Regions from separate parts of the Mus musculus genome. Here regions 1 and 3 are each linked to region 2. A link is a loop called in an ENCODE intact Hi-C map of the cell type or tissue named here. Cell type or tissue: left cerebral cortex. All regions are shown on one strand. Links, peaks and the distances in the headings refer to the core of each region. The heading gives the core; the rest is flanking DNA. Region 1 has its middle 31 kb from the start of Smim31. Region 2 holds the start of Marchf1 (membrane associated ring-CH-type finger 1). Region 3 overlaps Marchf1 (membrane associated ring-CH-type finger 1).

The links. A loop is a pair of places that touch in the nucleus more often than their neighbours do. Peaks named below come from ENCODE experiments on the same cell type or tissue, not always from the same donor. Only the 100,000 strongest peaks of a DNase experiment are listed, where the experiment ranks them.
Region 1: it touches region 2 in a loop (4-fold over the local background); 2 of 42 quality-filtered maps call a loop at or near these places.
Region 3: it touches region 2 in a loop (5-fold over the local background); 4 of 42 quality-filtered maps call a loop at or near these places.

Annotation. Positions count from the first base shown.
Region 1 is chr8:65,155,384-65,166,091 of GRCm38, forward strand. No RefSeq gene overlaps it. Among named protein-coding and RNA genes, the nearest start is that of Smim31, 31 kb to the left of the region's middle. In left cerebral cortex, for the core only: CTCF peaks have their summits at 3,969 and 5,481; DNase peaks (open chromatin) are centred at 3,390, 3,975 and 5,483; H3K27ac peaks cover 801 bases.
Region 2 is chr8:65,610,844-65,621,551 of GRCm38, forward strand. It overlaps Marchf1 (membrane associated ring-CH-type finger 1), which reads left to right and starts at 7,197. Exons shown (of 9, transcript NM_001293784.1): 1 at 7,197-7,339. In left cerebral cortex, for the core only: a CTCF peak has its summit at 6,075; DNase peaks (open chromatin) are centred at 4,288, 7,148, 7,724 and 8,264; H3K4me3 peaks cover 1,719 bases; H3K27ac peaks cover 1,815 bases.
Region 3 is chr8:66,437,169-66,447,876 of GRCm38, forward strand. All of the region lies in intron 7 of Marchf1 (membrane associated ring-CH-type finger 1), which reads left to right. Among named protein-coding and RNA genes, the nearest start is that of Tma16, 44 kb to the right of the region's middle. In left cerebral cortex, for the core only: CTCF peaks have their summits at 4,190 and 5,836 (motif pointing left); DNase peaks (open chromatin) are centred at 4,153 and 5,804.

The DNA.
Region 1 (10,708 bases), core at 3,305-8,304, 460 kb before region 2:
AAATACTTTTATGGCTGGTGGGTGGATTTGTAGTACTTGGGTTACACACATGGTGTTTGAATTGTTAGCTAGTTTCCATGAGATGCACCTAGCATCTCAGGGACAGGCTCTTCAGGAAAACATGTCAAAATTGTGGCTGCTCCCCCCACCCCCCATGGGACACTTACGCAAAATAAACAAAGCTCTGAAGGGGCAGTTGAGCACAGAAATAGTTTCCTATACAATAGGTTCTTATTAAATACCGATGTTAAACTGTTTATAATAGAATATTAACACACAGAAGGAAGCTGATGAGCATTTTTCTGGATGATACCATTTCAACTCAACTTAGGTTATTTGCTATCTCCAGAAAACAATGAAAATCATTTGTTAACCCCACCCCACCCCCCACTCCATTTTGCCTTACAACGTTTTCTAAAGCGCTTTACATATTAATTTCCTGAAATCCAAGAAATAGATTTTCTAGGTATTTAACCATGTGATACAGGAGGATTAGTCAGCTTACCCAAGTTGTCTGTCCCTGTCTCCGTCTTTTCCCTTGCTTCTCTGTCTCTGTCTCTATCTCTGTCTCTGTCTCTGTCTCTGTCTGTCTGTCTGTCTGTCTGTCACTCTGAATTGAATCTAGGGTCTTGTGTCTACTAGACAGGGGCACTACCACTGGGCTGTATCCCCAGCACCCCTTCACTTAATATTTGAAAGATGGTTTCATTATCTTGTAGGATCGTAAAAGGCAGCCTGGTTTTTGGTTGAACACGGGCTGGAAACCCCGGCGACCCTGAGGGATGGAAGGTGATTTGCTATGTTCCTGGACACCAGTCTCCTGACACAAGGCTGCAGCCCTCCATACATTTGTGGCTCTCAGTCACATAAAGACAATGTCCAAAGCCCCTCCACATGTAGAGGATGTGAACTCTACATGTAGAGTTAATGTAGGCTCAAGACAGATCTCCATTTTAGTAAGGTACCTAAAGGCCTGAAGGGCTTAGCCAATTAACTTTTCCTTCCCAGGCACTCCTACCTGCAAAAGGTATTTAACCTTAGGCCTACCCTGAGATAGTGGGGTCCGGTTTTACTCATCTACTTTCCACCATGACAATAAATGTCTTAAAACCAAAGACTGCCTCTTTTCATCGAGATCTGCCATGAGGAGCAATGCAGTAGGCCTTCACCTAAAGAGCTGACCTTCTAATCTCCTGCAGAAGGCCTCTCAGAGTCCCAGCTACGCCCTCCACCAAGCCAAGACACCCTCTGAACAAACCAATGACTGCTCCCCGCGGGATCCAGCTGCAGCTCACCCCTCTTTTCCCCTTCCACTCGGGGCTAGATCCATCCTGCAGAGCCCCACTCTGTTCTCAGCTCTTCCGGGGCTCCCTGAGATGCCTGGGTGCCCAAGAGCTTGAGAACCAGATGACCTAACCTCCCTGCAGGAACAGGGACTCACAAGCTAGCTCCGGCAGTCCCCCGGGAACCTCAGACCATGCTCCTCCACCCACAAGCAGTGTCCAACGACTTGCCATAGCCTGATAAGCACCTGATGCCAGTGTGGGGTAAAACTCCCAGGTCACACCTCCAGGAGAGGTCCCTAGCGGGACATAGGCCCCAATTACCCTACATTATCTCACTAAGTTTCCAAGAATGACCTTGAATTCATCCTATAAAGCCCATGTAGAACTTGAAACTATGATACTTCTGCTTCAGCTTCCCAAGTAGTTAGAATTCTTTCTTACAGGTAAACTGTTAAGGGAATTTACTATCTATCTATCTATCTATCTATCTATCTATCTATCTATCTATCTATCTACCTACCTACCTACCTACCTATCATCTATCTATCTATCTATCTATCTATCTATCTATCTATCATCTATCTATCTATCTATCTATCTATCTATCTATCTATCTATTATCTATCTATCTATTATCTATCTATCTATCTATCTATCTATCTATCTATCTATCTATCTATCTCTCTATCATCTATCTATCTATCTATTATCTATCTATCTATCTATCTATCTATCTATCTATCATCTATCTATCTATCTATCTATCTATCTATCTATCTATCTATCTATCATCTATCTATCATCTATCTATCTATCTATCTATCATCTATCTATCTATCTATCTATCTATCTATCTATCTATCTATCTATCTATCATCTATCTATCATCTATCTATCTATCTATCTATCTATCTATCTATCTATCTATCTATCATCTATCTATCATCTATCTATCTATCATCTATCTATCTATCTATCTATCTATCTATCTATCTATCTATCTATCTATCTATCTATCATGTACAGGCATATGTGCATTGCAGAGTGTATGTTGGAGTTCCATGGACCACTTGGGAGAGTCTGTTCTCTCCTTCAACACTGTGGGTTCTCTGGGGATGGAATTTAGCTGTCGCAGGCTTGTGGCAAGTGCTGTAACCCACTCGACCACCTCACCAGCCAGGAGACAGCTTAATCATCATAGACATTAGCGTAGATGCATACAAGCAATATACTTTTATTATAAATTACTTTCTACCAATTTGGTGCAATGTAAGGCATAGCTTTCTATGGCCTTAAAGAAAACGATGAAAGAAGAGCTTAGCTTGACCCTGGAACACTGTCAGCTTACAAGACAGAGCCATCTGTGCTGCGCTTCTGGGCAGTGAATCTCACAGCTGATCATCACAAGGGTGGTCCAGATTATACTTTGAAACTGTGCCAGAGGCTCCAAAGCCAACAGCTTCTAGGAACCAGACAGATACACAGGGAGGGTATGCGGCAGTGGAGGATCCTTGAACGGCTTCATCCTTCAGTAGCTTTAATTTTCTGACTCCCAACTGACTCCCCATAGAGGGAGCAGTGTGAGAGAGATTTCATTTCCCCCTAGTTCTTCTCCAAGGAGAGCAACCACATAGCCGTGAAGCCAGTGTAAACATCAGTGCGGAGAGCACAGCTCCGAATGAGGGCCTTGTGGGGACCGGTAGAGAATGTTCTACCTTGGGACCATTCCTATCAGACTCACCTTGCTCTTGACTAGCTTGAGAGATCACGGGTTTCATCTTACCAGATCTCCAACTGTCATGAGGCATTGAAATAAAATTTTATTTTTAAATTTTAAAATGTGATATCCTCTCATTTGAAAACGTTTTCAGCTAAGCCAAAAAGTATTTCAAAATTCCCCATTGGCTAAAAAGTATCCCGAGGGCAAGACTTGGCTCTTGGGCTGTTAGCCTGTAACTACTGCTAACCTATGTCTTAACTTCTAGGAACAATTTCTCCTTATAGTGCCTTACCTCAGTAGCCAGATTCCTGCTAGACATCTACGTCAGTATTGCAGATCACCATCAACACACAGAAAACCCCACACACAGTCTTTGCTGTGAAACCCACTCCTTTGCCTAATCGATGTCTTGACCACCGGATCCCTTGCTCTAACCCTCTCAGCTCCTTTGACAACTCAGTGTTCTTGTCCAAGTACCAAGTCATCTCCTTGTTGTGACCTATTAAAGGGTAAATGTTAAAGTCCTCTCCTTTCCCCTAACCCCCGAGACATACACAAAGAAGACACTGGAACACACAGTGTAGATCGACCCATAAAAGGAACATTGTGTTATTACTAGCACCTAAAGTGGGTGGAGCTGCCAAGCTTCACAAACACTGTACAATTTCATGAAGTCTTTAAAAAACAAGAACTGAAATCTTTTCTATACTGTGCCACACATAAATATTTCACATGTGCACAGCTTGTCAACGTTTGTTGTCATCTGCACCAAGTTTAAAAGCAGCTTTCCCTGGAAAACTCCTGTGAAATCAGCCCTCCTCCCTGCAAACCCGGTGGCTGCTACTCCAGCCAGAAGAGTTGCTCTATTTTCGTAGCGACGCGACACAGCTTTGTACTCGCCCAGCATGCTTTTGTATTTCCTTATTCTGCCACCAGATGGGCTTTTAAACGGAACCAAATCATATAGCTTTCTGGCTGAAAGCCTCGCAATGACTTCTGATTAATAGCAAGACAGAGTCCCAAATTTAACCTGGTTTTGAGGACCTCCAGGATTTCATTCCATTTAATAATTTACTCGGAACTATCTAGTGAGAGTTGGCTCAGTCGCTCTCTGCTGTAATGTATGACAATGAAGAAAGCAGGCCAGCAGCTCTGCCGCCCACACTTTTCTTTTAAATGTAATTCAAAACATGGCTTGTTGTGCATTATATACTGGTTAACTCATTTTAGTTTTGATTCAGGGCCTCATGTAGCTCCAGCTGGCCTTGAACTCGTGGTTGTAATCAAGGCTAGCCTTGGATTCCTGATCTTCCTGCCTCTTCTTGAACGGGTTACAGGAAGAAGTCATCATGCCCAGCTTCAACTGATAGTTTAGAATGTTTTCTACTCACAGATTTCGTGTGGTGTCTGGGTACCGACAGCACCTAAGCAAAGGCTTAGGGGATACACACATAACCCCACTGCTCTGTGCTCTCAGTGTTAGCATCTACAACTAGCAAAGAAGAAAGTATCTCCATGTTGGGCATTCTCATCATCACCAGCTGGCCATGCTGATGACATAGTCTATTTCTTTAGTAATACTAAGAAATTGCATGCATTTGGGATTTTTATTTAGGCTTCATAACTATAGTTTTTTTTTGGGGGTAGGGAGAATGGTAATTCTCCTTAGGGAGGAATGCTTGTTATCAAGCGTGATGGTCTGAGTTTGACACCTAGAAAGAAGAGAAACAACTCCTGGGGGTTGTCCTTTGATTGCCACAGATGTATTGTGGTGCTCTCTCTCTCTCTCTCTCTCTCTCTCTCTCTCTCTCTCTCTCTCTCTCTCTCTCTCTTTCACACACACACACACACAATCAGTAAATAGACATAATAAAAAAATAAAAAGAACTCTGGTTTTGTAATGTCAACTAGGAGTACATTTTATCTAGATTTTTAAAAAATTGCTTCAGTTTTCTAAAATGTTGGCTAGCTAGTTGAATAAATGGAATAAGAGGCTGACGGATAATATATGGGTGGGACAGGCGGGTTATGATAGCCACACAGCTATTGTTTGGCTACCTTAGAACACCACCATAGCACACACACTCTGCCTTTCCTGGTAACTTGCTATCACTTTGTTCTCAGTGTGAGCTGCCTTAGCGATTCCTTCTCAGGGTCAGAAGGCCAGGGCAGGTGCCAGGGCACGAGGATGAAGATGGTGAGCATCATCTGCTGGTGAGATGGAGGCAAAGAAGGAGAGCGCAAAGTTTGAAGGGGATAAGAAGGTTAGGGTCCATTGAGACCAGGATGTGTGTGTGTGTGTGTGTGTGTGTGTGTGTGTGTGTGTGTGTGTGAGAGAGAGAGAGAGAGAGAGAGAGAGAGAGAGAGAGAGAGAGAGAGAGAGAAAGAGAGACTTGGCCCAGAGAAGTGGGTGTGGTGAAGAGTACTTGCTGCATTTGTAGAAGAGCTAAGTTCAGTTCCCAGAACCCACAGCAGATGGCTCACAACCACCACTAACTGCAGTCTCAGGAGATGAAACGCTCTTCTGATTTCAGTGGGTACACTCATGGATTACATCCACATGCAACACACACACACACACACACACACACACACACACACACACACACAGACACACACACAGACACACACACACACACACAGACACTCACACACTGAAACAGGAGTGAAAGAAATCTTTTTAAAAGTTTTTAGACTTTTAAATTTTTCTTTAAAAATTTTCTTGTCTTGTCTTGTCTTGTCTTGTCTTGTCTTGTCTTGTCTTGTCTTGTCTTGTCTTGTCTTTTTTGTACTTTGAGACAGGGTCCCACTATGTAGCCCTGGCCGTCCTGGAACTCTGTAGACCAGGCTGGCCTTGAACTTAGAGATTCACCTGCCTCTGCCTCCTGAGTGATGGGATTAAAGGTGAGCACCAACACTGCCTGGCTAAGATTTATTTTGATATTTGTTTATGGGTATATGTATTTGTCTTTGTGAGTGTATACCACATGTGTGTGGGTATCTAATGGAGGATGGAAGAGGGCATCTGATTTCTCAGAACTAGAGTTACCAGTGGTTGTAAGCTACCTGATATGGGTGCTGTGTGTACCTAACACAGGGCCTCTGAAAGAGCAGCAAGTGATCTCAACCACATCTCTTCAGTTGTCCAGCCCCAAAGAAGAGAAATTGAAATTAAAAAAAAATTGAATTTCAGAAGACAGAAAAGAAGATAAAGAGAATAAATTATGATAGACTCAAAAGGTAAGAAAATACCTTCAAAAAAGTATGTCCTTCTGTGTTCAGGAGTCTCATTGGCTGGGAAAGACCCTGCAAGAAGACCTAAGGGTAAGAAGGAGCGAGGCATCGGGGAATCCAGTCCAGAATGGGTCTGCCTATGTTACAACAAGGTAGGAGAGATCAGAACAAGGAACAGGAGTGGCAGGCATGTAGCTGGAGTTCCTGGGTAGAAAACTGCAAGCAATCTAAAGTAGCTATTCTATGTTTATGAGACCAGAGCCTCCAACAATGTTGCGTGACCTACAGCTTTTAGACATGCTGTTTGCTTCTCTACTTTGATTTGTACCATGTTGCTCAGTCTGAACCTAGATAGTATAAAGAGAAATATCACTGAGCTATCTGGAAGTACAGGCCAATTCCCCACATGCTGCTCCTGGAGCATCCTGTTTGTCTGACTGGCTGGGGAAGACTAAGCTGAGCATCAAGGACAAGAAGTTAATTTGTTCTTAGAGGATTCCAGGAGCACAGGCTTTGGCAGGCTTTAAAATAAAAATTTACGGCTTTAATAAAGCCGATAAAAGTCTCTCTAAGTTTTATGTGGTGAAATGTGATTTGATATTCACTGGAGATAAAGCAATAGAGTTGAGCCTTTCCCCAGGGCTCCTGCTGGAAATGAAATGGAACCATTTGCAAGGAACCCAAGGGATCATTGTGGATTAGGATCTGGGTGATTCTGGCGGAAGAGGAGGAATGTGGGAAGAGTTCAAGCACAAAGGGAACAGATATGAAGTAGAGTTTAAGTTAAATGGTGTTAGGTGTTTCTTTTTTGGGGCACAATTGTATACCTGAAAAGCCAGACAAAAGAGGAACCAGCCCTAGGGCTGAGAAGATTTTAGTTTGCTCATTTCATGGGCTCACATGCCCCCACTGAGTCCCATGATGCCTTAAAGAAGGCTACATGTTTCTTTAGCTAAAACAGGACATACAATAATGTGTGACTTTTATCTTCTTTATCTTTCCCAGGTCCAGGGAGAAGGGAATTTTTCACATAATGATAGATCACAGGCATCTAGGCGACCCCAGATGGAGCATCTAGTTGTGATCCATCATTGTGACGTTTTAGTTTTAGCCAACATGGCTGCTCACAGGGGGACATAGAACATGAGTGAAATTGGAAGGGGCAAGTTCGTAGGAGTCTTATATCAATAAGAGAGGGGGTGAGCGTGGATCCTGATGGTATACATCTCCCACCATCTAGCTGACCGTGGGTCTTGCCTCAAGCACATTCAGTGTTCTTTTTCATGGTGTATTTTTCCTTTTAGAACAAATATCTCCAAATCATATATCTTTGTCACTTGGGAGCTATGTGGACACACTCAAATCATATGAAATCCAAGTTAGTGGCTGTTTTTATTAAGACTGCTAGATCTTTCTTGGGAGATAAATCAGAGAGATAGGACACAAATGTTTAATTTGATTTGGTTGGCTATAAAAATTCACACCCAATTTTTATTTTTTGGTGAGAGTGATGTGTTGGATTTTTTTTTCTTGAAGTGAGGGATTGGCTTATCTTTCTGTCAAATTTGAGATCAAGCCATGAAAAGAGACTGGAGTTTTATATCTCCTACTTTTTAAAAGGTAGTTGAAGTGGAACTATTATAAAAGTTTCTTATTTTGTAGAAAGCAAAGGGATGCATGGAGTTCTGAAGGAGAGGGCTGGGACTATGGCTTATTCATGTTCTGCTTGCTAAAGTTAAATGCTTGCTACGTAAGCATGGAGAGCATGCACAGGCATACAACCTGAACATGTACACACACACACACACACACACACACACACACACACACACACACACAGAGAGAGAGAGAGAGAGAGAGAGAGAGAGAGAGAAAGAGAGAGAGAGAGAGAGAGAGAGAGAGAGAGAGAGAGAGAGAGAGAGAGAGAGAGAGAGAAGTAGCTCAGTGGTTAAGATTTCATCCTGCTCTTGCAGTGACTTTTTGGTTTTTAGCACCTGTCAGGTCAGGTGCTGAAATAAGTATATATGTGCTAGAGAATGAAGATTGATAGCCAGATTTGACAGAAGAAAAAAAGATTCATACATCAAGGATTGGAAAGAATAGAAAGTCATTGGTAAAGGCATTGAAAAGATATCTGCCTATCTGGCATCAGGATTGACAAGGTAGTTCAGGTTAAGGGTACTCAATTACTTTGGTTGGTAATATTTAACACTTACTTAATTTTAGTTATTTCCATCTTTAGTTTGAGATGCTTGGATAATCACTGGGTTCTTCTAATGTTTGTAACAGAGTTAGGGGAAGGAGAGTATCAAACTTGGATCTGATATCAGTGGGACTGTTTGGACTCGAGAGCAGATCTTGTCACACAGTAGGAAGTTGACTGCATTTTCTTCTTAAAGATGCATGATGCTGATAGGTCAGTTGTGCTGTCTGTAGATATAGGACATGGCTATAAAATATAATTCCATTTATTTATGGTGGGTGCTTTTATATGGTTCATGCACCATGGTGTACATATGGAGATCACAGGACAATGTGTAGGAGTTGGCTGTCTCCTTTCACCTTGTTTCCCAGGAATCACATCAGGTCAACAAGTGCCTTTACCATGGGGGATGTCATTTTTTACTTTTAGACATAAAAATACCTAAAAATAGTCATGCTATTTGAAAAGCAACCAAATTTGAACCAAGCTAAGTTACTTGAGAGGATGCTAGGGTTAGCAGGGAGTCTTCATTGCCTCTGAGGAGTATGGAAGGGAACAGAATGTAACAGACAACATGCCCTACTATGAATCTCTTTTACTTTCTTTACTGTAGGTCACTTATCTTTATTTCCAAGTTCAAAAGTATAGATTTAAATATATGAATTTAGCCCAAGGATAACAAGCAGTAGTTGTATTGGATATACTCATTATAGATGCTGGAAGCCAAGCAAGAAGTCTAGAGATCAGTGAATATATAGAACCCTTGGTAAGTCAATGACTCTCCATCGGAAGATCACACAGTTAGGAGTATTTAGGCAGTACAGATTGCTCTTGGAGGCTTAAAAAAGTATACACAATTGGCTGAGTGGGGAAGGTGGGATGAATATGGGAAGAGCTGGGGAGGAAGTGAGTAGGATCAAAACACATTGTATGATCTCTCAAAGAACTAATAAAAAATGTCAGAGCCAAAAGAACAATCAGGATGAGATAGATTTATCTAGATTTACAGTAGCAGCTGCAGACAGCAGTCACTCAAGTTGGGGATGGCCAGGGAAAGGTAATTAATTGCTAACACTGGGGGGCCAATGTGTATATTAACCCATTTTTATTATTTGATGCCTTCTTCCATTAGAAAAGTTTGAGAGTGATATTTGTCCCTAGGAATAAATTGGAATTTCCCAGTGGTGAGAAAGCCAAGTGACTGATTATCTGGAGGATTGTTCTTCATAATTCTGAGAAGATTGGATCAATCAGAAGGCATGTAGGGCTTGCATAACACTCCAAGGAAGTACAAGAGAGAACCATTTATGGCAGCTGTTTCTTTCCTGTCAGATTGTTTTATTTTTCTTTTATTTAGGTGAGTTAAAAAAAAACAGATGAGAATTTAGTTTCTGGACATGATAATTTAAAAAGTAAGTATCCTTTACTAGTTCAGAAAGTTTGCAGGCTGGTGTGGTGGCTCTGAGGGTAAAAGCTCTTGCTACCAAATCTGACCTGACTTTGGGGGTTCATATGGTAGAAGGAGAGAACCCTTCACCTTTACATATACACATTCATGCCCTCTCACATATACACACAAACAAAACAAGTAAGTAATTAAAAAATATTTAATAAGGAAGGTGCTGATTACAAGCCCCTGCCATTTGGCCACATTATTGTTTAATTCTAGCTGACAATTGCAGTCAAAAGACCTGTTAGTGTTCTGTAGAGTGTTGTATGATGCTTGACACATACATGACACATGCATGACACATGCATGACACACACAGCACTGAGTTCAGCATTGTCAAGAGCACTCAAGCTTGTTCTAAATATTTCATTCAGATTAATTTGTGTAATTTACATGCACATTCAGTGACAGGAACACTGTCATTTCTCCGTGTTTCTGAGGGAAGAGACCGAGAAACAGAGAGACTTAACAACCAGCCCTCTGTCATACAGACAGTAAGTAGAATGGCTTTTTCAGCTCATCTATCTTCTTAAAAGGTAGCACTTGTAAATGTCTGCATCCAGTAGCAACTTGTGACAATCAGGGAGTAGGCAGTGGAAAGGCAGAAGATGCTATGGCTGATTTCCAGGAATTTGAGCTGTTGCACAAATGAGAGGGGTGGGCATGGCAATGCAGGCCTGAAATCTGGTTATTTAGGAAGTTGAAGCAGAAGGATTCCTGTCAGTTCCAGGCCAGAGGGAATTACACAGCAAGACCTGTTTTAAAAACCCTGTGTATAAACCCTGTGTAAAGGAGTGGAATGATTGAGGACTTTG
Region 2 (10,708 bases), core at 3,535-8,534:
CCCCCCAAAAAAAAGATCAATTGTATAGGATAGGCACTTCACTTAGTGAAGTAGTGTTTCTCTTTGATTCAATTTATGGTTTATGGGCTTTAAGTATATTTTTATTTTATATCAATTTCTTCTTACAGGAAACTTACCATATCTTGTTTAATGTACAAGATTATTTAAGGATGAACTAAAAAGTTAAATTAATTTACTCTCTTCAAGTTATTTTCTTTATAAATAATTTGAAATATTTAATTAACAGGGATGATGAAAATAAAATTAGTGATAAATTTAGCAACTGGCTGAAAAGTTTACAAAAGTAAATTATTTGCCAAATAGAATATAAACAAACAAATATATGAATGTGGGCAGTGTAATAGTTACTTATATCATTGAGAGTGACAAGAGTGGGGGAAAGAGAGGGAGAAAGGGGGCACATATGCACAGCGAGAAGAGAGAGGAACACATCTACAGAGAGAAAAATAAGAGAGGAGAGAAATAAGAGAGAGGGGAGGGAGAGGGAAGAGAGAGGAGGAAGAGATGAGAAAGAGCAAGCAAGAGAACAATTTTGTGCTCAACTATATTTCTCCTGAGAAACTAGTCTAGGGGTATCAAGCTGAGACCCACAGTTGGACAAGCCTCTCCATCTCAATTAGCCCAATCTAGATAATGCTTCAAACGGGCATACTTGTCACCTAGTAACTCAAGATCCTGTGAAGTTGATGATACTGGCCATCACAAAGGTATACCACTATTTCCCACCCAACATTTTCATCTTAAGACTTGCTGTTATGAAGACAGGCTTCAGATGAGTATCTTTGGAGAATCAAGTCTTATATCTGACTTGTTGCTAGTTTAGTTCCGTGGACATTGTTTGCAATTCTTCTAAGTATCGTTTCCCATGTCTCTTAAGATAGCCATGGCACCAGGTAAATTGGAGATAATGCAGACTAATATGTATAATTAATACTGCACACCACTTGGCATGTTACATGAATTTTTCAATATAAATTCTCATTTTATTTATGATATATCAACAGTTTGTAAAGTTATTCCTTGGCACATCTGTGTTGATGTATTTTTTATAAGCATACGGGAATGTGTGCACCATGACATATATGGTGTCTATTGCACATACACTACCATACCTAGTTTTATGTGGGTTGTGAAGAGTTGAACTCAGGACAAATACATCAAGTAGTTTACCCATTAATCAATATCATCTCCAGTAAAAATTTGTTTTAAAAATTACTAGGTATAAGTTAAGCTATTAATTAAAATAAAGCAAAAGCTTAAAAAGTTTATATTTGTTGGAAGACCAGAAGATATAAGGGAAAATATTGGATCTTTCAGCTCTCTGTCTCTGTCTCTCCCTTTCCATCTCCCTCCCTCCTTCTCTCCCTCCCCCTTCCTTTCTTCCAAATCACTGGCTACTTTTGTGAAGAAAACCAGGCACCATGCTGGAAACAGCATAGCAGAGCATCAGTAATTGAGGCTGAGTTAGTACAGTCATTCTAAATTTTCAGTGTCAACGTTTGATATAGTCATCATTTAAACAAGATCAGAATATATGTTAGGATTATTATGATTTTGGATGCAAATTTTGTAATGAATTAGAATACTTCTGAGTTTTTAATCTAATAATTGAATATTTTATTTTTTAGTGGGTTGTAGCCAGCCATTTGGAAAAAAAGTCTTAATACACTAAAAAAAGTAGATTATTTTTCCTCCCTTTGGCTTTTTGAACCAGAGCCTCACTATGTAACTGAGTTTGGATCATGCCATGTAGCTCAAACTGCCCTGGACATCCTCCTGCCTCTGCTTTACAACTGCTGAGGCATGCACCACCACACCTGCCTTTAAACAATGATCAAAGTCTCAAAAGGTTGTTAAACTCTCAAATGTCACTTAAGCATTATAAGGAAATTTAAATACAAAGACCAGAATGAAAACTGTTATTTCTCAGGCAAAGATGAAGTAGGTCAACTGTGATTAGGAAAGAACATGGGTATATGTTCACAGTCTATGTGTAGCTGTGTGTACATATCTGTGCATGAACATTTATGTATGTGAATCTGTGTCATGGTTCATATGTGGAGGTCGAGGATAACCTCAGGTGTTGGTTCTCACCTTTCACCTTTTCTGAAACAGGATCTCTTTGTGGTTTTTCCCACTGTGCACACACTGAAATAGCTGGGTATTTGGGGACTCACTCCGTCTCCTTATAGGGGTGCTGGGCTTATAGGCACTCTCACATGTCTAGCTTTTACCAAAACAGGAACTGTTTTTTTTTGTTTGTTTGCTTGTTTGTTTTTGTTTTTGTTTTTGTTTTTTTTTATTGAGGTATAGAGTAAGCTCAGCTATTAAAGATTGAAGGTCATGCCAAAACACAGCATTTTTATTTCTCTAAGAAGTACAGAATCATATAAGTGAGTTTTCTTTGGGACCAAATAAATTATTATATATGGATACATCTTATTTTGTAAGTAAGACATACAGGCTAGCTTGAGCATGGCAGTGTACTCCTGCAACTCTAACATTATGGTAAGGATGTTGAGTCAGTTCTAGGCTAGACTGGATGACCCAATGAGATTCTGTTTCAAAAGAAATAGTGCTTGCCTAGATTTTTAAAAGGAGAATCCATTAATTATCATCTCATGCCTAGAAGTAATTTGTGTGTATATGCTTAAAATTGGATGCAGTATGAAAAGGCACATGTGTAGTAGATAGATGATTATACTGTTAATTTGTCAATCAAAATAGAAAAGCACCTACATTACAGCCATTAGGAACCAAACTCTTACTTCTCATTAGCCCCAGATAAGAAAGCCTCGGACAATAATTAGGGCTCTGTAACTAATGTATTTCTTTCTGGCATAGACCATTGTTGAATAAAGTTTCCTTGCTACTTTTGGAAATCCTTGTTTTTATTTCAGTTGCTTGAATAAGAGGTCAAGAACCTGAAAACACTCAGTCCAGACATCTGTCGCCAACACTGATTACAGTTTTTTGCTTCTTCGCTTGCTAACATCTTTTTAATATTTTTAATTTTATCTTATGTGTATTGGTCTTTTGCCTGCTTATATGTCTGTGCACCACAGGCATACAGGGCCAGAAGAAGCAGAAGAGAGTGGTGGAACCCCTGGGACTGGAATTGCAGATGGTTATGGGCTGGCAAGCTGGTGCTGGGAGTCAGACACTGGTCTTCAAGAAGAACATGCAGAGCTCTTAATTGGACAGATATTTCTCCCTGTCCTTGGATCCTTCTGACCACCAACTTTAAGGGGAAGGATCTGAAATCTGGTACTAGGCTTTTTGTCAGCATAGCTTTTTTAATGTATTAATTTTTAAGATACTAATGTATTAGATCCTTGCCTCTGGAGCTGGGCTTTTTGTTTTATTTTATTTTTAAAGCAGGGCTAAGAAGGAATTTTTTTGTATGTGTGGTTATTCTTGTCTTCAGATCTAGTTTGTATCTGTACTTGTGCACTCATTCCAACAATACTTAGGCAGAGCAAAGTAAAGAGATGAAATGAAGACAGATGGGGCATCAGAAAACCAATCCATGAGGCAGGGTTTGCAACTTGACCTTCTAAAATGTACTTATATGAGCACTTCTAATTATGTTTATAAAGCAGCTGGAATACTTTCTCATCTCAAAGACAGCTGTTACTTATACCCCCAAATTCTTCTTCTTTTTTTTTTTTCGAGACAGGGTTTCTCTGTGTAGCCCTGGCTGTCCTGGAACTCACTCTGTAGACCAGGCTGGCCTCAAACTCAGAAATCCACCTGCCTCTGCCTCCCAAGTTCTGGGATTAAAGGTGTATGCCACTACAGCCCGTCTATACCCCAAATTCTTATCACTCAGTGTTTTCATTAACCTATTTCATGCTTGCTCTGACTTTTTATACAATGATCTTCACTATTTTGATATTTAGAAAAATAACTGTTTCTAGAAATTGCTCATGCATTTCATATTTCTTTTGAATTTAGGAGATACACATACATTAATATCTTAAGATCAAAACATTAAAAGTTATGGCTGACAAAAATCCTCACACTGGATTTCAGATCCTTCCCCTTAAAGTTGTTCATCAGAAGGATCCAAGAGACCCCCCCAAACAATGTAGATCATTGATATCACTGTTGGTTGCCCAACAAAACTTGATGGTAAGACCATATTGATAAAGAAACCGTACATTTGGTCACACGACTTGAAGAAATCAAGCTGACAGCAACTTGAAAGCTCATTTCTCTGGGCAACTTTCATAGTACCAGAAGGTGCTCCGTAGGCTGGTGAGTGAGGAGAGTCAGCCACAGCTTCATCTAGCTGTGCACTCTATGAGCTAAATAATGATCTGCCTGGAAAAGCGTGCCTGTGGGTGCAATAATGGCTCAGATATTATAAGGATAACTAACGGCTTTCTGATTGGATTTAGAACCCACTCCTTAGGTGTAAACTCATGGTTAGTACTATAAACACACTACTAGAATTTTGCTAAGTATACATAGCATCAAACTGTTTTCTAAATATGCATCTCTGTGCCCACAGGTTAGTGAATACCTTGATCGTCATTAGAGAAACATGTTTGCTCAGAGGACACTGGTTATTCAGAGGCTCCCAACTGGTCAAAGCCCAGAGAACAAATGTCTGTGAAGAGTTCAGTCATAGATGGGGCATTTACATTAGCTCAACTCAGGTTTATGGGTATATTATGAAACAGTGGCAGAAAGATGGTAAGAGCAAGTTGTCAGGGACGGGCAGGACAAAAGTTTCTAATGGTCACCTCAGAATTATTGCACCCATTGACTGTAATGTAGCTGTAGTGACAACCACAAAGCATAGACAAGACCAACCACATTCAACATTCTAGAATTAGGAGAAGTGAACATGAGCCTCCATCTCTAGCTGAGAATTTATTGAGGATCTATGGCTTCCAGGAAAGGGAGAATCAATTTTCATTAAGAGGGTGGTCCCTGGTGTGTTGACTGGACTCCATTGGCCAGCTAACCATGAGAATACCCATGAGCATAAATTAGACTTAGTTGGACTTTTTAAAAACAAATGAATCTGGAAAAGGAAGTTGCATGAGATCTAGGAAGAGTTAGAAGGGGTGGGTAGAGTAACTATGATTGAAATATATTTTATATATGTACGAAATTCCTAAAAAATTATCAATGTTATATTTAAAAGGTAGGGATATTAGCAAAGATATTGGATACATATAGCTATAAAATGAAAATGTTAAAGATGCCTATTGTACCTCAAATATTCCAATTTGCAAATGACTAAGTGAAAGTTAACCCTTTTAGACTTACTATGTTATTTCCAAACTATATGCATCACAGACTTTTTTGGATATTTTATTTAAAATAAGTTCTCATTTTGTTTTAAAGCTTGTTTTTCTTTGCTGTCTATGAGTGTTTTGCTTGCATGTATGTATGTATACATTAGCATACCAAGTGCCTGTGCAGGTCAAAAGAGGTCATTGGGTACCCTGGAGCTGGGGATATAGGTGATTGGGGGTGCTAGAAGTTAAACCAGGTCTTTCCCAAGAGCAGTAAGTACTTATAACCTCTGAGCTATTACTCCAACATCAGTATGGCTTTTTCACAGGTAATATATTGTCTTTTGCTGGGAGAAGCCTTACTGAATTTTAAATTTCATAATACATGAACTAACCTCTCTAATAAAGGGAATAGGCTTCAGTGTTGTTGCTACTGTTACTGCTATGTGGAGTCCTCTTTCTCTTTACAAAAGATACTGACTTTCTAACTGTACCCACATTTGTAATGAATGCTACTCCAGCAGGTGTACCTCTACAGAATAGAGTCTAGATGCTGTGCCCAGGAGGTACACTTTCATTGTCAACACTGCTTGCTGCTGTTCTCCAATGTCTTCCTGGGGTTAGAAGTGGCAAGTTATCCTGCAAAAGTCAAGAGACTCCTTGAAGCATAGATAGCTGAGGAAAAAAAAAAACTCAGATGTTAGAGTCTTGCATTTTTTTGTTTTATTGGGAGTTATTAATTTTACATATGTGTGTGCATCTGAATGCTTATTTATGAATCAAATGTGCAGGTGCCTACAGATTCCAAGAGAGGGCATTGTATCCCTGGGAACTGGTGTGGTGAAGGACAGTAAGCCTCCCAATGTGGTTACTAGGAATCTGAACCCAGAACCCACACAAGAGCAGTCAGTGCTCTTAACCACCCAGCATCTCTCTAGCACCAAGGGGTCTGATATTTAACAGCAAGAGTTTCTGATACATGTGTGTTCTAGATTCACGTAAGCATATGGCTCAGATTGTAGGTTGTGCTTGTATATTAATACTGATGGAGCTTTGAAAGTATTAAGGCTACTTGGCCAATTTGATGCCCGTAATATAACTCCTACGAATGTTATAAAGAACATTAAACAACAACATCACACCTTTGTTAAACACTATGTGACTTGTGTCCCTCCTAGATGGCAACCCTTGGGGAAGCCAAGAGAGGCTGCCCTAGGATGTTCCCTAGTCCCTAGAGTACCTTCTAGTCTTTGGTGATTGCATGGAAGGGGAGTATTACCAAGGTAGCCCGAAATTCTGCTGGTGCCTTCCAATCCCAGAGGAGTGGTCTTCCAGTGTTCCTGTCTTAGATCATCCACCCTTCATCACCTCTTAACTTTTGCTGCGCATCACCAAGGCAGGAACTGACAGGAGGAACTTTCTGCTAAGACCAGGCTCCAGTGTTCCAGGAGGTTGTCTTCATTCTCTTGCCTGTAGCACAGGGATCATCACAGAACCTCAGCTCCCGAGAAGCCAAGAGAAGGATATCAGCAACAAAAACGACAAGAAAACTTTCTCCTTACCCTTACCTTTCACCACTAATTTAGATATTGATTTAAAAGTCACCAGAACAGAAAATACTGTTTTATCTAGGCTCTGCCTCCACCATGTGCATCCCACTCTTCCCTTTTCTGAAGTCTCTACTCTGTCCTGTCCTTGACTCCAGCTAAACAGGTTCTTGTTAGGTTCTAGGAATAAGTAAAGACTCCGTTGTGTCTTCTTCCTGCTCTGCTTTTCCCCATGTGAGTGCTGGATTATTCCAGTTTTTGAGCATGGCAGATTTCCACTGGATGACATCATGGGAGCCCAGTGAGTGCCGCTGGTGGAGGGGGACAGAGAAGGGGAGGAGGCTCAGAGGAGGAAAGAGGGCTGGGGAGCCGAGCCAGAGCCAGGCTGCCTGCCACCGGGCTGCACGTTTGTGAGCTGAGGAGTGCACCGCCAGCCACTGACAAAGGATGGGAGGATGCCACTGCCCTGGGATGCCGGCTGCGCGCAGCCTGCCGGCCTGAGCTACTTTACCCTCCCCGGTGAGTGATTGTAAAGACCATTTGATCAGCCTTGGGCAGAGTCCTCTTTGGCTTGTGGTCCTGGGAGGCTTGTCCGTGCTCCAGAGCACAAGACCTGGCACAACAGTAGCTTGGAGCCCAGGCGGCAGGTGACTTTGCCCAGGTGGGTTCAGCACAGGAGGTCCCGATTCCCTGCTTAAATTGGTACCCAAGCCGCTAGAAGCAGGCTTCTCTGCTAGGCTTCCCCAGCGGGGTGCTGTCCTGGTAGCTCCCCTTTGGTGGATTACAAGTCAGCGCTGTTTACACCCGCAGCCGCACCCCTCTGAAAGCAATTCCTTTCAGTGACTTCCTTTAGGGTGGATTGGAGAGAGAAAGAGAGTACCAGTTACCCAGGGAAGGGCGCGCACCAGGAAAGACCAAGTGCAGCCTTTGTCTTGTGTTTAAAGCGGATGCGCTCAAACCTGAATCAGACTCTCAGCAACTGTTGGGTTTAGTACTGGTTCCCCAGCCCAGCGCTGCTGGGTGAGAGATGTCACTGTTTTCCTGCTGAAGGAAGTGGAGAGCTGGGACTTTAGACTCTGGAAGGGTCCTGCGCTCACATGGTGAGTGTCGCAGTTATCCAGGTGTGGAACTGGCTTCTGGCGCACAAGGAAGTGAAGTAGATGGCGAATACAGAGAGATGCCCAAGTTTTATACCAAGTGGTGCAAAGGGAAACAGGAAACTTAACAGAGAATGGCTCTGTAGATCTTTTGTCCTTTCTGATGCGCTTCTTTGGGGTATTGTTGTGGAGAGTGAATGGAAGCCGAGCTATGTCCAGTGAGAATTTTAAAAGCTCCAGGTTTTCGTGGCACTTTCTTTTGTTACTATGGAAAAGATTTGCTGGATAAATAGGTTATACATCACTATCTTTACCGTGGTGCACCTTGTGGACTTGAAGCAATTCAGAAACTGCTCAAGTGCCTTAGTTGAGAGTAGCACCCTGTGCGTCAACATACCAATACCCAAGCTCGCTGGCTTCTTGCCCTGGGGACACATGCTTTATCTATGATTTTCTGCTGTTTGGGAAGAGTCCAATTTTCATATCGCAAGAAAATGGTGATATTCATATGAACACGTGTGTTTTTTTTCTGTCAGCCTCCCACTAACCACCTTGTGATGAATATGAAAACCAATAAAATCTTGATACTTTGGGTACACTTGCAAAAGAAGGAGTTTCAAAGCTCTGTTGTTGGACAGATTAAATAAATTTCAATAGCTAATACATATTCTTGGATAAGTGGAAAAATCACTTATCATTAAGAAGATTCTAGGTATAAAATTTTGGTGTGAGTGACCTTAAGATAATGACAGGATACAAGAATAAGGTAAGACCAGTTACAATTCAAATATCATTCTGTTTTGTCTGTAAAGGCTTAGTGTTTTCCTTTAGATTATTGTGTATTCTTTAAAGATAGCTGGTCTTAATGAAGGTCTTATAAGACAGAGAATCAAAATATATTTTCTTCCTCTATGATTTCCCCTTCTAATAGTTTGTGTTGTGTTTTGTTTGTTTGTTTTTTTTTTCTAGGCAAAGATGATAGGGGATGATTGGAATAATGAATGTACTGGGAGTGTAGGGAGATCTGAGCTACTAGGACTCATATTTATAGATATGAGTCACAGAACTAGGAAGGCTATCACAGCGCGTTACTTTGATTTGAGGGGAGCTCTTTCTGGGTTTTACATGTTCGTCTCCTCTGAGAAGCACACAAAGTGTTTGATTACGTGAAGCTATGTGCAGAGACAGATAATTTGACCAGAGAGCTTGCCTTTATCCAGGACTGCTGAGATCAGCATAACATTTTATTTTCTGTGATAATAAAAACAAAAAGAATGCTTATTGCATTATTTGTGTCTTGACTTCTTGTCACAAAAGGCTCTGTTCCTCTAAAGGTTTCCTTTCCCACCTTTGTTTTCTGTGTCTTTGTTGCAGAGCACACTCAATTCTATGATAAGGTTTCTGAATACCTGTTGCTCATGTTGACTATTTCTATCTGATAGTATGATAGCAGATTATCTTTAAGCATATGCATAGACCTAAAGTGTGCACGTGCACACACACATACACAAATGCATATACACATACATATGTGCACCCCCATTCAGCTGGCAATGACAAGCAGAACATTTTGCAACACTTGATTCAGTTCACATAAATGATATTGCCTTTAAAAATGATATTTATCCATTTCCACGTTAATAAAAATGTAAAGCAAAAGTTGTTTTTCACATCTAAAATAATTTAATTAAAAATGCTTTACCACCTACCCTCAAGCTAAAAATGTTTTCTCATTTTATTATGACTGTATCTGTAATATGTAAGGAAAGTCTTCACAAAAGACGTGTCCCATAAATGAATAGTACATATTTGATAGGATGTACAATATTATTTTTTGAAAAGCTGAAGATAAAATGGTGTTCCTGAATTAGAGTTTGTTTCCCTAATCTTCTTTAAGATATGCCACAAATACTTTAGTTGTTTCACTATAGAAGAACTCTACACTAGAAAATACGAATACAGTTAGTCAAAGCCATAGCGTGTTGCCAAGAGCAGACTCTAGTGATGTGCAGATGGGACACTGTCATCATGGGGAAGAACAGTGGGAGTTACTCTTCCCTCACTTGGATCAAACAGGCACTTAAGTGAGTAGAGGTTCATTCTGGCTCACAGTTAGAAGGAGTGCAGGCCATCCTGGTGGAGGAGGCATGGTGTTCGAGCGACTCACAGCTGGACAGTAGGAATGTGGCTGGTTCATCAAGCTGACAGGAAGTGGAGTAAGAGGAATGCTTGTGCTCATCCACTTAGATCTCTTTTCCCTTTTATTCAGTCTGGGCCCTGAGCTGATGGGATGGTGCTACCTGTGTTCAATGTGGGTCTTCTCTCCTTATCACAGATAGTATGTCAGAATGCTGGAAAGTTTCCAAGAAGAGATGCTGTACAGCATGGAGTTCATATTAGTTAATGGCCCGTTGCTTTCATTTTTCTAGTTTGTTGATTTAACAGATATTTTAGCATCTCCATGATTTGAAATTTCCTTCATGTTCCTTCAGGCAATGCTATATTTTGAACCCAATCAGAAGGTTATTTTGTGTCCTTTCCATGAATACATCTTATGGCTTTTCCTCCTGAAGGATGCTTATGGATCACAAAACATTACTCTTGTTGTTGTGGGTATTGTTTGATATGGATATCGGCTAGCCAAATACAGTTGAAAAGTTGGTGCACCTTGGTTTCTTCTGCAATTGTACAATGAAAGCAAAAGTCAGGAGTTACAGGGTTATTTAGGATATTGGCAAGTATATTTTTTATTTTTAATTACATTTAGTGTGTGTGTGTGTGTGTGTGTGTG
Region 3 (10,708 bases), core at 1,963-6,962, 820 kb after region 2:
TGCTGAGTTTCACTATGACATTCCCATGCATATACGCCAACCATTGATTGCAGCTTGCACGTGCTCTCCTCACTACTTGCCCTCATCCCTCCTCCTTGTCTTGCTGATCCTCTTCCCTCCCAGTTGTGCCCCTCCAGATCTCTTATCACATAGCTATCTGTATATATTTAAATGTAGATTCTGTTTATGAAATGAAATACATATTTATCTTTCTTCTTCACTTTGCCTTACTGTCCCTTGTCCCTTGTTTCTCCTCCCTGATCATCTCTTAACACTGTCTCCCAGAGTGGTCCTTTGCTGGTCTGTTCTCCAACTGTTTCCTACGCAACTGTCTCTGCAAGGGTTTATCCTCCTTATCATCTTCTGACCACTGCCTCCCTCTGTGTATATGCTCACTCTCTCCTGCAGTTCTCTGCTCTCTTCTTAGGTCAAAGGGACCATTTTTTCTACATTCTGAATCATTAGCAACTCCCCAAATCCCCACCCCATCCTTCAAGTGCTAAGAAAACAAAACAAAGAGACACAGAGTTATGAGAATATTTTAAAAGGTTTGAATTGCTTATATTCCAGCGTATTCGAATGTACATACAAAGATAAAGATTGCAGATGAAATTAGGGGTAATTTTTATCTGTTTTACATTTCTATGTTTTATAAATTATTTCTAGTGAATAGGCAGTTGATAAAAAAAATGATAACATTGTAAAAGACATAGACACAAATTTCCATGATAGAGGCGAAGTCAGTACCAAGAGAGACAAGTGAAAAATAAATGGGAAAGTAGTATTGGGTCAATAGTTGAAGGGCATGGTTTGTTTGGACTGTACAGGGACCTTCTGTCCTCACAAATAAGAAGAAGGGAAGTGAGAGGGCTCAGAGCAGTTAAAAATATGCACTTAGTCTGAAGACAGGAAGTTAGGGGAGTTTACCCGTTAGGAGTATCCGTGTTCTCCAAAGCAGAAGTGATCTTTGAGCAGACCTACTGTCACATCAGGACATCCTCTCTTCGGGAATACTGTAGGAGTTAGAAGTTTTCCCCCTCCTGTCCCCATCACCCTCACAGCTGCACAAATGGCCTTTGATGACCCAGAGAACCCATGTTCAATGTAACTGGAGATTTGCTTGACTGTAGCACATTTGACCAGCATGACCTGAGACTTTCCCATCCCTGTCTCCCGCCTGCAAGTGCCTGAAGTTTATTTTCTATTTCTGCATAGATCATCCAGGCTGGCCTGCATCTCTTCCTGTGACTCTGAGCTTAGAGACTAGTCAGGTTGTAGAGTTCACCTCACATTTGGTGAGGTCAGCACCAGCAAAAAGAAAATGCCATCTTGAAGCAGGGCTTGCCACCTTTCCCAGCTGTGCCTCCTCCCTCTGCTTCCCCATCCTCTTCTCCTCAGAAGGAAGGACAGACATACTATTTGCATGCTTTATTCCAGAAGAGGTCAGCTTACATCTGTGTCCCCCATGGTTTCGGTTTCTGTGTCACGTAGTCATTGTGAAACTTCTTTAGAAGAATTGTATGAAGGACATCCCGGAATACCATCCACTTTTATCTGGCCACTAGCCAGGCGACATCAGTCCTGAACTCTGTACTCCTTGATGCTGACTGAGTAGCAAAGGCATTCATGGCCATCTGCACACTTGTTCCTCTTCCTGGGCCTTTTCTTCTCAGGCACATCCTCAGCCAAATCTCTGTTCCACACAGTACTACCCAGTTTAAGATATTCTAAAATTCCCTGCCCCTTCCCCTTGTATCACAGTCTATCAGAAGGTATTTATGATCTTCAATAGAACAGAGATACTTACAAAGAAATGTCAAAGAACCATGCTCCATTTTCAACTTGGTAATTGAACTTTGCCTCTTTGGTGGTTTGCTGTTAGTTTCACTGGTTACCATTTTTTTAGTTTTTAATTTTGTGTGTGTTTGTGTACTTGCACACATGTGCACATGTTTGCTGTTGGACGTGTGTCAAGGTCAGAATGACCATGAGAATCAGTTCTCTCCTTCTGCCATGTGGGATTGGGACATTGGACTCCAGTCACTGGGCTTTGCAGCAGACACCCTATCCTACTGAACCATCTCACTCACCCTGATAGGTTGCTTTTCTGAGGTAGGGTCACACTCTGTATGTAGCCCAGGCTGATCTAGAATTCATATAACAGTCCAAACTGGCCTCAAACTTGAGGCAGTCCTCCTGCCTCAGTTTCCTGAGTTTGCTGCGATTAAACACGGACAACCATACACAAATCTTTGGGGATTTTCTAGTTTTGTTTTGCTTTCTTTTAATTAAAAACTATTATAAGAATAAGGTCAGACTATGCAGTAATTTCTCCCACCAAGATGGGATCTAGTGATCTACAACAGCTAATGCTTCAGTAGAGAAAACAGTTCCTTATTGAATAAACTCATTAATAAATAGTAAACCGTAGTAATAAGTAGGAATGAATGACATAGAGAAGGAAACACTGTTAACCTAATTTCATAAAATTTCTAATTGGAAAGAACAGAATGTAATAAACTACTAAATAAGTGCTTTAAAATAAGTGTTCCTCGAGTAAGTATTATTTTTCTCCTTTATACCTTCCATGCGGAGAATTAAACCCAGGGCCTTGTATATGCCAAGCCAATGCTATCCCACTGAGTCACAATCCTAGCCCCCAAGATTACTCTTAAACATTAGACAGAAAAGTGGAGCTGTTATTGAAGGGGAATGTTGCCAGGTCTTAGAAAATTCCTCACAGGAATTTGCAAGCCTAAGGGGCCATTATAGGAAAGAGAGTATCTAGGCACAAGTTCTCTAAGTCCCAGAGAAATCACTCTGGCATTCCTCACACCTGTGTTAGATCCTGAGGCCTCCTGGGGCTGTCCTTATTATAAACCAATTTCTCCCTGAAGAGTTTGACCATGGTAGAATGGAACAGAGTTCCCCTTCGGATGATGCCAATACTAGCACAAAAGTGTCTGTCCCATATGTAAGTGAGCGTTTCCCGTTTTTCTCCCACTTAATTAGTCACTCTTCCTGTTGCTGTGACAAGACAACCATTTCCAACAAAATAAGCATCTTGAGAAGGGTTTGTTTTGGTTCATAAGTTGAAGTTAGAGAGAAGGTGATAGGGAAGGCATGATAATGGGAGCATAAGTCAGTCAGTCACATTCCTAGAAATAAAGAATAATCAAGTTTTAAATTGCATTCTTATTAATGCAAACATGTGTGAATGCCTGTGTACATACATGCATGCCTCTGTGTGTGTGTGAGAGAGCATGTGTGTGTGTGTGTGTGTGTGTGTGTGTGTGTGTATGTGTGTGTGTGCGCGCGTGCTCATGAGCATCTATGTGCAAGCATGCATGCATGCATGCGTATCTTATGAAGCATTTGTAGAGGTCAAATGACAACTTTGTAGAGTTTGTTTACTCCTTCAACCTTTGACCAGGGATTGAACTCAGATCAGTGAGTTTGCTCAGTCAATGCAGTAGGTGATCTGTACCCTCTCACCAGCCCCACTTTCTCCTTTTTATTCAGTCTAATACCTCGGCCTACGAAATGATGCCAGAGACATTCAGTGTGGGTATTTTCACTGCAGTTACCATGATCTAGAAATTCCTTCATGGACACACCCAGTAGTTTGTTTCTTTAGTGATCCTGCATTCTGTCAAGGAACAATATTACTAACCACCACTCCTAATACCAAGTGAGCTGAGAATCAGCCCTGAGAAGTGGAACTCATTCCAGTAGGGGTGCATTGTTTGAGAGTAGAATAAATAAGTCACACATCATATCAAAATACTTTTAAAACTGATTTTAGACATGTTAACTGAGACACTATTCATTTAAAAGTGGTACTAGATCTGAAACCTGAATCAATAAGTGACATATTAAAACTGAACTAGCTTCATTTAAGATCCAACACAACATTTGCAGATTTATTTCAAAATCTTAAGTGATTAAAAGACTCTCTACCAATAAAATAAAATAAAATGAATGAATGAATAAATAAATAAATAAACTCTCTAAATTCTGTGCAATATTGAGATGTGAGGGTAGCATTGAGTCCAGACAGGATGGGTAGATAAGAATGTTTTTGATTCATGAAAATAAGCATAGACAAAAGGAGTGTCCATAGAATTGAGCTTATTGTGAGTGTGTGTAGGGAGGATAAAGAGACTTTCCTTTCTCTTTGCTGCCATCTAAAGGAATATTCTAGAATGATATTTAACAACAGTGAAATGCCGTTGAAAAGCAATATAAGAGCTTATAACATCAAAGCCTATTATCTCTTATTGATGTGCAATTACACAGTCTCCTAATCTAATAAACACTCCAAATTTCACATCTGCCACCCCAACCAGTGATTTTCTTTTCCATCAACTAAAACAACCCTGTCCATTGTGATATTTCTTCATTAGCTCCTGAATTAAAAAAAAAAAATCTGTCACCTTAGTTTCATGTTCTAAGCCTTGGTTTCTTTGTCTAGAAAATGAGGTATTAAAAGTGAGCAGTTTAAAATATCTTTTTAAATTGGGCCAGGAGGTAGGCAGATCTCTGTGAGTCTGCAGCCAGGCTGCTCAATACAGTGAGATCCAGGGCAGCCAGGCCAATGTAGATAGACTCTGTTTCAAAAATCAAACAAACAAAAGTAACACAATAATAATAAAAGATAGATAGATAGATAGATAGATAGATAGATAGATAGATAGATAGATAGATAGATAGATGTCTTACCAGGCCTGGAGGTACATATCTGCAATCCCAGTACTTGGAAAGTAGAAACAGGAAGATTATTTCAAGTTTGAGACCAGCTTGGTTACATTCAGAGTTTCAGCCCAGCTACAGCAAATATAGAAAATATCTTCCCCAAGAAACCAACAGTCTCCGAATACTCCTAGTCTTTCAGTCTGCTTGGGAAATGGAAAATCTCTTCTACATCCAAGGTTATGACCACCAAGTGACCACAGAGCAGCCCCCACAGATGCTGTGGAAAATCACTAAAGAAGAACAAGAGACAGGCATGGCAGAAATCAACATGGGAGATGGACTTCCAGAGGGGAGTATGGTCAACTGACACATGACTGTGTCTATTCCAAGGGTCCTTAAATCCACAGGGAAGAGAAACTGTGCATGTTAGAAATGCGATCCAGTTTCTCCTGTGTGCCTACACACAGGCATCTGCTGTGCGTAAGTAAGCATCCCATGGACACAGCACCACACAGTTTCTAATCTACCTGCGGCCTGAGGCAGAACCTCTGGGAGAAAGCAGGACAGCCAATATTTTTAAAGAAACTTTGTTTAATCTGTTGATTTGATCTTTAACTAATTTGTGTTTTTACCATGATAATGGCAGCTCAGACACAGGTAGCCTGCAGGAGAATATGAAAAAGCTGGAGGAATAGGATCACTAATACGAAGCTATGATTATGTGTCTGGTTAGTTCTCTAAAATATTTCCTTAAACACTTCCTTTCTTTGGGATGCAACTCTCAGCCTTTACCCTACACAAAAATCATTTGCAGCACATGGTAACAATGCATATTCCTAGGTTTCTACCCCCCAAGTCATGAAACCATGATGCAGTCCAGGAATTCACCATTTTAACTGCTTACCCAATGGATTCATGCAGATGTTTCTAAGTCACATATATTACTGCCACCTCAAGATAGATTTATGAAAAATACATCTCTCTCTCTCTCTCTCTCTCTCTCTCTCTCTCTCTCTCTCTCTCTCTCTCACTCACTCACTCACACACACACACACACACACACACACACACATACTGCTCACAAATCATCTACATAGTACCACTACACCCTCTAGTGGACAATGTTGCTGCGCTTTCCTCCTCTACAAAGGAGAGAAAAGGGGAAAGGCATAATAAGAAAAGCTGTCTTTATAATCTAGAATCAGGTTTGTGCACACTTACAGGTGAATGTATATATACTGTAGGTTTATATATACTTTAGAGAGGAAACTTTAGGTAAAGTTGACAGCTCAGAACCATTGTTTTCAATGCTCAGATCCTCTTATCTGCAGATCCCATCAATTGTGTATCTGAATTATTCAGAGGAAAAGAACACCTGTACGTTGATCATGTTCCCGTGTTTTCTTGCTGTTAGTCCCTGGAAACTACAGTCTTACATCCTTTTTTTTTTTTTTTTTTTGGTACTGCAATTCATTTCAGGATAACTGAGAGCATACAGAAGGATATGCATAGGTGATATACAACTGTTCTGCCATTTCATAGAATGAATTGGAGGCCTACACACCTCTGAACTCCTGACAAACTTTGCTTAATGACAGTAGGTTCTTCGGTCACTTGAAGATTCACAAATTCAGTTGCCCACACACATGGAGCAGGTTATATAAATATGTGAATTATGATGGGTATAAATGAAAGAGATGGTGGGGACCCAGGCAAATCATGTTAGCTGCAATGAAATAAATTCAAAGAACAAATACAATTGTTCAAAGCCTACTACGGAGGTAATGGAATTTTGTTTCACAAGCCAACTGGGATTCCCTGGTGCACTAGCTGACTTACTGTGTGCTATTTATATATAGGTAATATAAGACACAACCTCATCCACACACACGAGACAGCATTGCAGGTCTGTAGATATAGCCCAGTAGTAGAATATGTGATCAGCATGTGTGAGATGCTGGTCTGAGCCCCAACAGCTCAGATGGTACCACCACCACCTCAACTTTACCAAAGAGGGAACTGAGACGTGAGGAGGGTGGATCACTTGCCCCAGGTTAGATAAAGCTCTTTGTCAGTGTCTGCTTCACCCCAGATTCTGGGGTCTCCACCATATCAGCTCCAGTGGCTACGTAAAGTGTGACTATGTGTGTATCTGACCTGTGCTCTCTCATAACAGCAGGCAGCCTGTTCCAAACCCAGATCTTTCTCTGCTCTTTTCTCTTGCTCGGTATCCTCTACAGTATATGGGGTTGTTTGTTTTGGGTTTTTTTTTTTTTTTTAGACTCTTCCATTCATTAGCTTTGCTCTTAGATGGTTTCTCATCTACAAATTGGCACTCCCCTCTGCACCATTACAACACAGCCTGTGTCTCATGGCCCCACTGAGTTACGCCTCTAACCTACACCTTCCAGATCCTTCATGCCCTAAACAAACTCAACCATCCTATCCATTGAGAGCCTGCTTGCTGCTCTTGCTTTAACTAACCACAGCTCATCCCGTGACAAAATGGTGTTCCAGCAACCGCTGGGTGTTGTGACAAGTTGCATTTGGCCTCTTTTCACTTCCTCGTTTCTCTGTCTCAAGTGCAGGAGCATTGTTGTTGCTTTAACACAACAGTGCTGTAACACAGCGCTTCTTAGTATACTCTCTCTCTCTCTCAGAGCTTCAAACAGTTTAAGAAATTTCACATTAAGAGGGTCCTACAAAGATTCTCACTGACCACCCTTTTGAGAAGAAGAGCATTTTCTTGTCTCATTCATCCACAGAAAGCTATGGAGCTGTGCAATTGCCGAGGTAGTCATCAGGATAGCTTATCTGGGATGTTTCCACCACACTGCTGCACAAGCTCTATATTTCACATGTGTGATACAACCTTGTCACAAGTGTCACATCGATGCCTTGGGATATATGCTTACATATAGACTCAAACTCCAGGCCTGCTACATGCTAGGGAAGTACTCTACCATTGAACTTTATTTCCAAACGTGGTATGATTGAGTCCCTTAACCGTTCAGTAAAAGAAAACATAAAATGGGGCATCTTGGATAATCTGTAGTATATTCTATTCACTCCTAACAGAAAAAGAAGGTATCACTATATAATCTTGTAGATAACCCCACCTACTGTATGCAAAGCAACTTGCCTATTACCTCTCTTATCTTTGTCCCTATAGTGAAGAAAAATCTATTAATTTTTATGATATTTGACACTCAAAAAAAATCTATTCCTTCTCCCAAAATAGATTGGGTTGGTGACTTAATTCTGCATGATCAGATCTCGCCCACATCTCCCTCAGAGATGGTACTATACTTCTGAGTTAGTGCAGAAGGAGAGGACAATCTAAGTCCACTTGGATGCTAGGCTACAGAGTCCACATTATGATAACTGATGGATGCTCACCAGATCTGTTCTAAATTACTGGTACTGTTCAGCATTTAAATTTGTTAAATACATCCTCTGTTGACTAAAGCAGGCTATTCCTGTCAATTCTTTGGACATGAGGAGATAAAAAACAGAGAGGTAAAATAACTTGGAGGAGACATGCAGTCCTAAGTGGCAGAGCTAGAGTCTGACCCCAGAAATCCTTATATCGATTAACATCACTTGGATCAGAGGACTGCATTACAAATCTTCAAATATGACAAATGACAAATTCAGCAAGACCTGTGTGTGTGCACGGAGAAGCAGCTCCCTCTACAGGGCTGCATTTCCTAGCTGTATTAGTTACTTGCCTTACTGCTATGATCAAAAACAAAACAAAACAAAAACAGAAACAAAAAACTGACAACAGCATGGATGGGAGAATTTATTTTGGCTTACAGTTCTCAGGGATACAATCGAGCATAGCAGGGAAGCTGGAATGGGATGAGACTGGTCATATGGTGTCCACACCCAGGAAGCAAAGAAGCAAAGAGCAATGAGTGCCTGTGCTTGACACCACCCCCACCTCCACCTCTCTCTCTCTCTCTCTCTCTCTCTCTCTGTTTCTCTGTCTCTGTGTCTCACTGTCTTTTTGTCTGTCTCTGTTGCTCTCTTTCTCTGTGTCTCTGTTTCTTACTGTCTCTCTGTCTCTTTCTCTCTGTCTCTTACTGTCTGTCTCTTTCTGTCTCTGTCTCCCTCTCACTGTTTTTCTATGTCTCCTCTCTCTCTGTTTACTAGAGTCTGTCTTTTTCTTTCTATGTCTTTCACTGTTTCTCTGTCTCTGTCTGTCTCTGTCTCTTTCTCTCTGCCTCTCTCTGTCTCTGTCTGTCTCTGTCTCTTTCTCTCTGTCTCTCTCACTCTCTCTATCTCTCTCTTTCTCTCTCTCTCTCTCTGTCTCTGTCTCTACCAGTAGCAACATAAGGCTATTGATTTGAGACTCTCAACTACTCTAATAAAGTTTAGCTCATTTTTTTCATAATTATTCTTATTAGATATTTTCTTCATTTACATTTCAAATGCTATCCCGAAAGTCCCCTATACCCCCCACCCTGCTCCCCAACCCACCCACTCCTGCTTTCTGGCCCTGGCATTCCCCTGTACTAGGGCATATAATTTTCATTAGCTCATTTTTAACCGGCCTTACTGGTTCTGTGGCTGGGCTCTCCTAAGCCTTCCATGGCTAGCATGTCCTTACCTTTACTAGCTCAACATCTCTAACTCTGCCCTCAGCCTAGTTGCTTGGTTACCTTCTGTAATGCCCATTGATCTTTCTGCCCAAGATGCTTTCAGGCTACCCTTCCATGGGCCACTTTTCCTCTCCACCTACATTTTGGAAGATCTCCCCTATAGCTCCGAATCTGTTCCATCTCTGTCCCAAGTGTATTGATCCTCCTCTTCCTGCCCTCTCCTCTCTCTTAGCCTATGGGAACCTGAAAGCCCTGTCTCATTCTTTTCACCCAGTAACTGGCCACTGGCATCTTTATTGATTGCAGGCAAGAACCTTCAGCATCAGTAAACACAGATTCCCGATTCAATCAAGGCATCTGAACCACTTCTCTACAGATCACTGCTTACAGTATGGCGTTTACCTCACCCAGACAGCAATAACTCCAGCCTCAACTAACCCTTGGACAAACTCCTCAAAGGACAACACAATAATTTTCCTTGAATACTACACAGGCCACATTGGGTATATAGCCTATCTCATCCTGGTTCCATTTCAATTTCTATGGATGTGTTTTCTTGCAGTTCTGTGGTACAAAACCCTTTCCTCTTGTCCCTGTTATCCAGAGAAATGAAGGAACTATATACATACATACATACAAACATACATACATGTGCATGCGCATGCGCACACACATACACACACACACACACACACACACACACACACTCACACACTGCCCCTTCAACTGTAGGTCTTGTACAAAGGAACCAAATAGTTATCAGCATTCACAGATAAGGGTTTAGTTATCAGTGACCCACATAGATAGCTAAGCTTAGTACTGTTAAAGGACAGCTTCGCATTGGGTATGTTTTCTGACTTATCTTTGACAGTAGCTCTCTGTCACTCAGTGACCTTAACCATCTGCTGTGAATCAGGCAGGCTTTTCTGTTTCCTGGTGACCTGCAAACTTTTAGCAGTTCCACTAAAGGTCTGAAAGGTTAACTTTCTCTTCTGATGTTCTTAAATGGTTGGCTACAGATAGAATGGAGATTTTTCATCTCAAGAGTTAGTCCTCGTAAATGTTCAGACTCTAAGTTTTGCTTCCTTCCCAAAGTTCTTGAAACTGTTAAATAATACAAGTCTATTTTAATAAGTTTTTCTGGCACTTTGATGTTAATTTGGAAGGCAAAAGTAAAATTAAAATGAAGCTGATTGTTTCAGTGATTTGTGGACTGCCAACCCTTTTATTTTAAACAAATTCCCTGGTCACGTGATTTCCTTTGACTCACCAGGGTATATTTGCACTATAGACAGATAGCTGGATTGTCCTGCAGGCTCAGTTACCTTCCCTTAACTACTAAACTAGTTCATGATGGAGAATGGCAAGTGGTATTCGTATGCTCCATCAGGACCACTCTAGTACTC